Linked DNA regions of Homo sapiens: region 2 is linked to region 1. Evidence: chromatin contacts called from ENCODE Hi-C or POLR2A ChIA-PET data. All regions are on one chromosome and are shown on one strand. Each heading gives the region's core, a stretch centred on a gene start or an enhancer-like site at or near the end of the contact. The rest is flanking DNA. Distances are from core to core; before and after follow the strand shown. Region 1 overlaps CBX8 (chromobox 8). Region 2 overlaps TBC1D16 (TBC1 domain family member 16).

Region 1 (4,199 bases), core at 1,091-3,590:
TAGGTTGGCAGTGTCCAATGGTGGAGGACCATGTTATGGAGTGATTTGTGGGAAGGGGGCTCTGAGGGCTGTGAGCCAATGGGGTGTCCACACATGTTGCCTATTTGTAATGTAGGAGGGAGTTCCCTGACAAGATGTCACCAAGTCAGTAGCAGCACCAACTGTGTCTGGGGGGACGGGCTTGGCCACACTAGAATTCCTTTACGCTCCCCCTCCCAAATGGACACAATAATCAAATGCAAAAAGTGTACTTTTTGCAAATGACTACTTCCAGCCAAATCTTCTACCTCTTCTCTCATCCTTCTACCTCTCAGCTCCAACAGCCATCCCACCCATTCATCCAGCCATCCACCCACCCACCCACCCACCCATCCATGCATCCATGTAGAAATTCCCAGGCATCATAGGGTAAAGATAGGAGGTCAGGGATAGAGGAGGAGTCCTGTGGGGGTGGACAGGGCCCTGCCCCACTCTTGAGACCATCTTCTCTCCTGCAGGCGCAGGCCAAGGCAAAGGCCAAAACTTACGAGTTTCGAAGTGACTCAGCCAGGGGCATCCGGATCCCCTACCCTGGCCGCTCGCCCCAGGACCTGGCCTCCACTTCCCGGGCCCGGGAGGGCCTTCGAAACATGGGTTTGTCCCCGCCAGCGAGCAGCACCAGCACCAGCAGCACCTGCCGCGCAGAGGCCCCTCGGGACCGGGACCGAGACCGGGATAGGGACCGGGAGCGGGATCGAGAAAGGGAGAGGGAGCGAGAGAGGGAGCGGGAACGTGAGAGGGAACGAGAGCGGGGTACCAGCAGAGTGGATGACAAGCCCAGCTCACCGGGGGACAGCTCGAAGAAGCGAGGCCCCAAGCCCCGGAAGGAGCTCCCGGACCCCTCACAGAGGCCCTTAGGCGAACCCAGCGCCGGCCTCGGAGAGTACCTCAAGGGCAGGAAGCTGGACGACACCCCTTCCGGGGCAGGAAAGTTTCCAGCCGGCCACAGTGTGATCCAGCTGGCCCGAAGACAGGACTCGGACCTGGTGCAGTGTGGTGTGACCAGCCCTAGCTCAGCTGAGGCCACGGGCAAACTGGCTGTGGACACCTTCCCGGCCAGGGTGATAAAGCACAGGGCTGCCTTCCTGGAGGCCAAAGGCCAGGGTGCCCTAGATCCCAATGGCACCCGGGTCCGACATGGCTCAGGCCCCCCCAGCTCTGGGGGGGGCCTGTACCGGGACATGGGGGCCCAGGGGGGAAGGCCCTCCCTCATCGCCAGGATCCCTGTGGCCAGAATCCTGGGGGACCCGGAGGAAGAGTCCTGGAGCCCCTCCCTGACTAACCTGGAGAAGGTGGTGGTCACGGACGTGACCTCAAACTTTTTGACCGTCACCATTAAGGAAAGTAACACGGACCAAGGCTTTTTTAAAGAGAAAAGATGAATGCTGGGTGGGTGTGTCCAGGAGGAGAGCAGGGGAGAGAGTGAGCGTGAGCTTGGCATAGTGATTTTTATTTCTGGGTGGGATGTGGCCTTTTGGCTGGTCCCGTCCCTGATGTCACCCCCACCCCACCAGCCCCTTTCATCCCTCCTTCCTCCCCCTCAGTTTTTGTTGGAAAGATTATCTCTAGAGTTATATTTTCTATTAGATGTAAATATGTTATTTAAGAAAAATATCTAAATATATATATTTCAACTCGAAGTTGTTTTATTTAAAGGAGAGAGACTCTCATTGTGCTTTAGTTGGGGCAGCCCGAATGAGCTGGGGCAGGAGGGGCCCCCTTGCCCCAGAGCTCTAGGGAAGTTGGGCCCTGGGTACAGGTTTCTGAGAGTGTCTGGAGGGGCTTGGCCTGCCCACCTCACCCCTCCTCCCTTCTCCCACAGCCCAATGCCAGACTCCTGGCACCAAGGCCCGGCCCAGATTTGCTCTCTCTTCCCATTGGCCAGGCAGGCCAACAAAAGGTTGGCTCCCCAATCAGAAAAAAGGGGGGGTGGGGTCAGTCTGTTTTCCTTTTTTCTATTTTTTTTTTTTTAAGGTAAAGAAGTCTATTAGGGAAAAAAGTATTAACTTGAATAAGCTTTTCGTGTGTGATGTTGAAGGTTAAAACGTCCCCAGCAGGCAGGGACAGGAGGTTTCTCCCCAGGACCACACCAGGAAATGCACTTTAGGGAGGGGTGTGTGTGTGGTACACGCAGATCGTGTGTATGTCATGTGGATAAAATCTCCCCGTTCCCTCGTTCCTTTCCTTACTCCGCAGAAAGAAAAGAAATCCAGCGAATCTGTTTACATTCCCGAAATGCCAGGATAAATTGGGAGGATTGCGTGTCAGTGCTGAGAGTTCGAGACAGTTGTTTTGCAAGAAAAGTGTTGGGGTGGACTTTTCCTTTTCGCGTCCTCTAGCTTTGCCAGGAGAAGAGACGGTGGCCCCCACCTCCCAGGAAGAGTTGGACAAGCCTCCCTGCCTGGGGAGGGCGGGCCGCCAGCTCTGTGGTGGACACATGGCCAGACAGGCCCACCCTGCGGGACCCACGGAGGGAGGCGCGGCGGCGGGCGCTGCTAGGAGCAGTGGCTTCGCACCCAGGGCCTCTCCACGGCCAGGCTTGGAGTGTGGCTGAGGACCACGGCTCGGAGCTCGGAGCTGGGGCTAGACTCACCCCCGCGGCTCCGGCCGGGCACGGGAAGGAGGGGCGAGGCGGGGTTTTCATCCAAGAATGCGCATCGGAACTTTTGCTTTTTCCTTTTTTTTCCCCCGTCCTTCTTAAAAGCAAAAGCTATAATTTATAGGTCTTTTCGATTCGCAGTGTTCTCTATTTGAACTCGACATTCAAACTCCGCCAAAGGGGGAGGGAGGAGCGGGAGTTGGGAGTGGGGACGGCCGCGGCGGGGAAGGCCGTGCGAGGCGGCGGGGCCTGGGACGCCCCTGCCCGGCGGACTTGACCGCTCTGCGCTCCGAGGACGCAGAATGCGCGCCCCTCTTTTGACTCAAAAGCACAAATCAGTCCCCTCCACTCCACCCCCGTCTCTTGGAGCACGGATCCCGCAGCCTCCCTGCCCTCCCCGCCCTTAAAGGGCCAGCGAAGATCTAACTTCCCATTGCTTGTTGAGGGAGGGGCGCGGGGGCCCTGCACGCCAGAGGAAGCACAGACTCGGGGGGAGCGAGGCGGGGAGTCGGGGGTGGGGGAGCTTCGCGTGGGGTGGGGGGTGCTGGGAGGGAACCCCAGCCTCGTCCTCCGCACTCCCGGCTTCTCAGCCTCTCCTCCAGACTTTCTTGCCTTTAAAGAGAGAAAAGGAGGGAAACGGTGTACTACATGATTGTGTTTGTTTTTGAATATCAAATTGCGCCTATAAAGAGAAGCCCCTGGAATGGGGATTTTTATCTACTCACATTTGTAAAACTGGTATTTTAGACTTTGTATAAAGAAGCGCCGTTGACCGAGTGTATCTATTTAAATGTCGATGCTATTTTCAGATGAAACTTCACTGAAGGGGCATGTCTGTTACCTAGTGGACGGGACTGGGGGATACGCGTCTTCACCTGGCCGCCGCCTTCCCTTCTCTCCCGCCTGTCCTTTACTCCCACCTCCCTCCCTTCCTGGGGGCTGACTTTGCCCCTTCCCTTGGACCTTCTTTCCAGCCAGCTCTGTCCCTGCCGCCCCTCCGTCCTGCTGTTTGTCCGTGGCCGTGTGTGTATGTGTCTCCTTCTCTCGCTCTTGCGACGCTGACCTGGGGGGTGGGTGGGCAGGGGCCGGGGGCCACGTGGCTGGGAGTCTGCAACCGCGCAGGGTGTGTGCGCTGTTGGGTTTATTTAATTCTAAGATTTGTACAAATCTCCAATCGATCTCCGCCTCAGCTCAAGAGTGAAGCTTCGGTACCTATCTTCTGCGGTCGTGAATGTCTGTATCCAATACCGCTTTTTACGTGTTTAAATATATACTTTGTAAATAGAGACATGTCTTGGTTTTATTCTTCTTTTTCCTTCCCTGAGCAAAGGGAAGAGGCATCCCGGGAGGAGAGGATCCGTCCCTCTTCTCTCAGTACTCATCCCGTCCTCCCGCCCCCATCCTCGCCCCCATCGCGGGGGCACCGTTCCTGCAAAGGCCCTTCCCCAACTGGGGAACCCACCTGGCTGGGATAGAGGTGGGCGTGGGAGGCCGCTGGGGCAGACTCCCCTCAGCCCGTCCGGGGGAATCCGTGGCTCTCCGCACCTACTGGCTGCACTTC
Region 2 (4,199 bases), core at 1,185-3,684, 150 kb before region 1:
GCACAACACTCTGCCTCACCCTGGACCACACCACAGCCTCCGGAACAGTCAGATCTGGGAGGAACTGGCAGAGGCAGGTGTGAGCCGATTCCAGCGGCGGAATGGAGCGTTGGGGGGGCAGGCACATGCAGCAGGTAGAGGCCCCTGGGTGTGCTTTTCCAGGCTGGGGTGGCCCAGGGAAGGGCCCCAGTGGGAGTGGGCTTCCTGGGCAGCAGGCCGCATGGGACCGGAGCTAACTAACGCGTGACGGCCTCACCCCCAGCTGTACCTGCGCGAGCTGCTGCGGCTGACGCACGTGCGCTTCTACCAGCACCTGGTCTCGCTGGGCGAGGACGGCCTGCAGATGCTCTTCTGCCACCGCTGGCTCCTTCTGTGCTTCAAGCGGGAGTTCCCCGAGGCCGAAGCGCTGCGGATCTGGGAGGCCTGCTGGGCCCACTACCAGGTGACCAGGGCAGGGGCCAGGGCTGGGGAGGTTGGGACCATGGCCCCTGAACCACCGTGGCCACCCTGCCTGCTGCCCCTGTCCGCCTCGCCGCCCCCCACCCACAGCCACACATTAGCCCCCCATACGGCGACTGCCTTCCCGTCCCACGTGGCTGGCTTCAGACCTTACAGCTCGCCTCCCCAGTCACTGAAATCGATGCAAATTGCCCGCTGACTGCACTCATTACCACTTTCTGGGGCTGAGCTCCCTCCTGTCACAACCAATCAGTGTGAGTGACACTGTGGGGGGCCTACACTAGGCCACAGCAGCCCAGGACGCTGGTGCCCACGAGCGTGAGCCAGCACCGCTCCACCCCCTCGGGACCGCCCTGCCACGAGGGCCGACTCACCCGTTACCCTGCTGTGCAGAGAAAGGGCCTGAGATCCCACTTCCCTGTCGGCCCCTCCAGAGGGCCCCAATCAGTGATACCGACTTCCACTCTCCGTCCACCGTCACCAGCATCTTCTCAGCAAATTCCCCTTGGAGCACAGCACTGGCTCTGTCACATGGCCTTAACGCCCAAACTAGGGACAAGCTGGAGATGTCAAAAGATAAGCAAGTCTCTTTGAGTCCATCAGCCTTTTAAAAAAAAAACTCACATCGACGCATCCAGGAGGGCTGGACCCTTTTGCAGGAGCTGGCTCTATCCACCACGGCAGCTCCAGCAGCCTCCGTCAGAGAACCCTGAAGATGGAGGCAAACACCCATCTGCTGGAAGACATTTGCGTCAGCGTCTCCTGTCCTCACTCACACCGCAGGGGGCTGATGTCTGATGAAAGCGAGTCTGAAGCCACCGAGTGCCGGTACCACACGCCGCCTTTGCATGCGGTCATCGGCTCGCCCCTGGCCCGGGTCTAGGTTTCCCTCCTGGCTCAGCCTGCTGGACGTGGACGTGCAGGGTGGACGATCTGCATTAACGAAGGGAAGCACGGCATGGACGGTCTGAGAGGCTTCATTCCCACCACTCCCGAATTAAAAAAAATCGTGCCTCATTGCACGTTTTCCCAGTGGCAGATTTGCCGCCCTCATTCCTTTACGTTCAGGCTGATGTTACCCGTGAACTCAGCGCGTGGCCCGGCAGATGGGTCCCTTTCCCATGGACACCTACTGTGTCCCAAGTGTAATGAGATCTAGTCAGAATTCCAGCGGGAGGCCCACGTGACGTGGGATCTCTGTTGGCTGCCATTGTGTTGGAAGTCCACAAAGCAAGTTTCTGTTGTTTTCAGACTGTGGGCTTGATTTAGCCACGGTCGGTCCCATCCCTCGATCAATTTGGTAGTATTACGGGGTGGGGGTGGGGGTGGGCTGCTGATGAGCTGAGAGTGAGCTCTGTGGAATGGGAAGGTTGCTGCCAGGTGAGGCCTTTAACTGTTCAGTGACCCCTGAGCGAGAAAGGCTTTTGATGCTATCCGTCCGCTGTCAGCATGTGGTGGGGCTGGACGGCCCTACGCCCTGCCTGTCCTGGGAACTGAAATCTGCCTATGCTGTGCAGGCTGTGGAGATCGTGCCCTCCCTCTCCCTCCCCACATTCCTCTCCCAGAGAAGCTGGGCGTCCACCTTCCTGCAACCCCTCCGCTGTGTCTCGCACCAGCCACAGTTCAAATCACTGCAAAAGGATCCGTCAGAGCCAAAACAAGACCGTCCCAGATTAGTTCAGAGGAAGCAGCCGGGCAGCCTGGTGCATGGTCTCTCCAGGAGCAGGCTGGGGCGTGGGAGTCACCTGTAGCCTCTGCCCTCATGGTGTGCTCCGCTCAGCCTGGGCCGGGGACACCGTTCCGTCTGGTTTGTGTGGTCGACGTCAGGAGACTAAACATGGACTTCCCAGTGCCCCCGTCCTTCCTGTGCCTCCGGAAGCGCGTGTGCATCAAAGGTGGCGTGTCTTGAGGCGGCCAGGCCGGAGAGCACACAGGATGCAGCCGTCAGGACCTGGCGTGGGCTTCCTGCTGCACACAGCGCGTTGCTGGCAGGCCCCGTGAGGCGGTCTTTAAAGGGAGGGCTGCGGAGTCCTCAAAGTATGCCCGAAAAGAGGCTCAAGGACAGGGCGATCATTTCAGCCACCCTGTGGGTGAGCTGCTGTGCCCGCTCTGTTAGGATCTTCCCACTTTTCTAGCCACAAACCCTAGAGTCATCTCTGGGGCATGATTGGGGGGTGTGGCCTGGAGCCAGGAGGACAGGCTGACCCGTGGGTGGCTGCCAGAGGCGCATTCCATGACCCGCTGGAGTGAGTTCTGACCCAGACTTCCGCACACACCGTTGCTCAGGACCATTACAAATGAGTCCTCCCCATGAGCACAGGCCAGGCCTTCTGAGGAAGGGTGCTCTTTGTACCCCCCCACCCCCACCCTGTCATGGAGACCACCCACATCACCACCCAGGAGAGCAGCAGCAGCCCGTGGGGGCTGAGCTCAGCATCGTCCCCTCTGGATGTCACAGCAGCCTGGGCATGCGGGTACTGGGACAGACCCCATGTGCAGGTGGGGAAACTTAGGGCCGAAGAGGCGGTGCAGCTTGCCCAGGGCCACACGGCCCCCGAGCTGGGCTGTGAGCCCAGACCCCTCGCCCTGGAGCCCTCACTCGCACCCTGGCACTCAGTTTCCCCCTGAGTGCAGGGCCTGGGGCTCGGTCAGAGCCCGTGTCTGAACTCTACCCGCCTCCACAGACGGACTACTTCCACCTTTTCATCTGCGTGGCCATCGTGGCCATCTACGGGGATGACGTCATCGAGCAGCAGCTGGCCACGGACCAGATGCTCCTGCACTTCGGAAACCTGGCCATGCACATGAACGGGGAGCTCGTTCTCCGGAAGGTGAGGCTGCCCCAGATGTGGGCCCCACCCCGCCCCGCCCCCAAAGCCCCACCCCACCAGCTCGTTCTCAGAAAGGTGAGGCTGCCCCAGATGTGGGCCCCGCCCCCAGAGCCCCATCCCCACCATGGCCCCCCAGCACGTGCCCTCCCCCACCCATAGCACTGGGGGCTCCCCACTAAGGCCTCGTGGTCAGCACCTGTCTCGGCCTGGCTGTGTCACCTCACTTTCCTGGGGTGCCAGCCCTGACACAGGAGCCTCCCTCGCTGGCTGAGGAGGGAACGAATTCACCGGGGCTGACGGACAGGACAGGTTCCCTACCCTGGGGTACCTCGCTTACAACCCAGAACTGGGAACACTGAGAAGGAGGCTGGACCTGGGGACAGGGTGGCCAGAATACTGGGGACCTTGGGCTTTGGCCCCCTCCCCCACTTCCCAGACGCCTCCTGGAGATGCTGCCCGTTAGCTCTCTGGTGGTCCTCAGGGCACTGAGCGGGGGTCCCGAGGTCGGTGGTGTCCTCTGGCACAGGACACAGATCCTGCAGGAGCTGAGAGGCTGCTGGGGGTGGGGGGTGGAGCAAGGTGCGGGGGAAGAAGAGAGGGGTGCTGCCAAAGGGACAGGTGGGCTTGGCTGGACGCCACCCGGCCCTGTGCTGGTGTTGGTCCTGTTCACCCTCCTGAATGAAGCCCATTCAAGGGCCTTGTTCACCTCGAGCCACCTGTGAGCACAGCCCGAGTGCCTTGTGGGTCCCATCACTGCAGCCACCTAAGACCCAGGGCCCCGTGGTGCCGGTGATGGTGGGAGATGCAGGCAGAGCCCTCAGTCCAGGACTCGGTGAGCCCCCGAGGTGCAGGCCGTTGTTGCTGCTGTTGCTGTCTTTGGCCACTCCCATGGGGACCCTAGGCTGCCAG

What was found. A loop is a pair of places that touch in the nucleus more often than their neighbours do. ChIA-PET counts read pairs that join two places held with the same protein, here RNA polymerase II (POLR2A). Pooled maps may share reads with other maps.
Region 2: POLR2A ChIA-PET joins it to region 1 with 12 read pairs in PC-9. The contact joins two enhancer-like sites. A Hi-C loop is called at or near these places in 4 of 37 single-sample maps with no recorded cell type and 4 of 50 pooled maps. POLR2A ChIA-PET finds 5 or more read pairs at or near these places in 5 of 52 experiments (H1, HepG2, PC-9 and 2 more).

The regions. Positions count from the first base shown.
Region 1 is chr17:79,791,857-79,796,055 of GRCh38, reverse strand. It overlaps CBX8 (chromobox 8), which reads left to right. Exons shown (of 5, transcript NM_020649.3): 5 at 498-3,924. The coding sequence ends at 1,421. Among named protein-coding and RNA genes, the nearest start is that of CBX8, 3.1 kb to the left of the region's middle. RefSeq lists enhancers at 194-934, 1,996-2,710. Within about 2 kb of position 2,340, at least 4 of the 41 ENCODE cell types and tissues checked have a DNase peak (open chromatin) inside an H3K27ac peak, as active enhancers do.
Region 2 is chr17:79,941,151-79,945,349 of GRCh38, reverse strand. It overlaps TBC1D16 (TBC1 domain family member 16), which reads left to right. Exons shown (of 12, transcript NM_019020.4): 10 at 263-442; 11 at 3,144-3,290. Among named protein-coding and RNA genes, the nearest start is that of LINC01979, 17 kb to the right of the region's middle. RefSeq lists enhancers at 589-1,314, 1,315-2,040, 2,173-2,452. Within about 2 kb of position 2,434, at least 5 of the 41 ENCODE cell types and tissues checked have a DNase peak (open chromatin) inside an H3K27ac peak, as active enhancers do.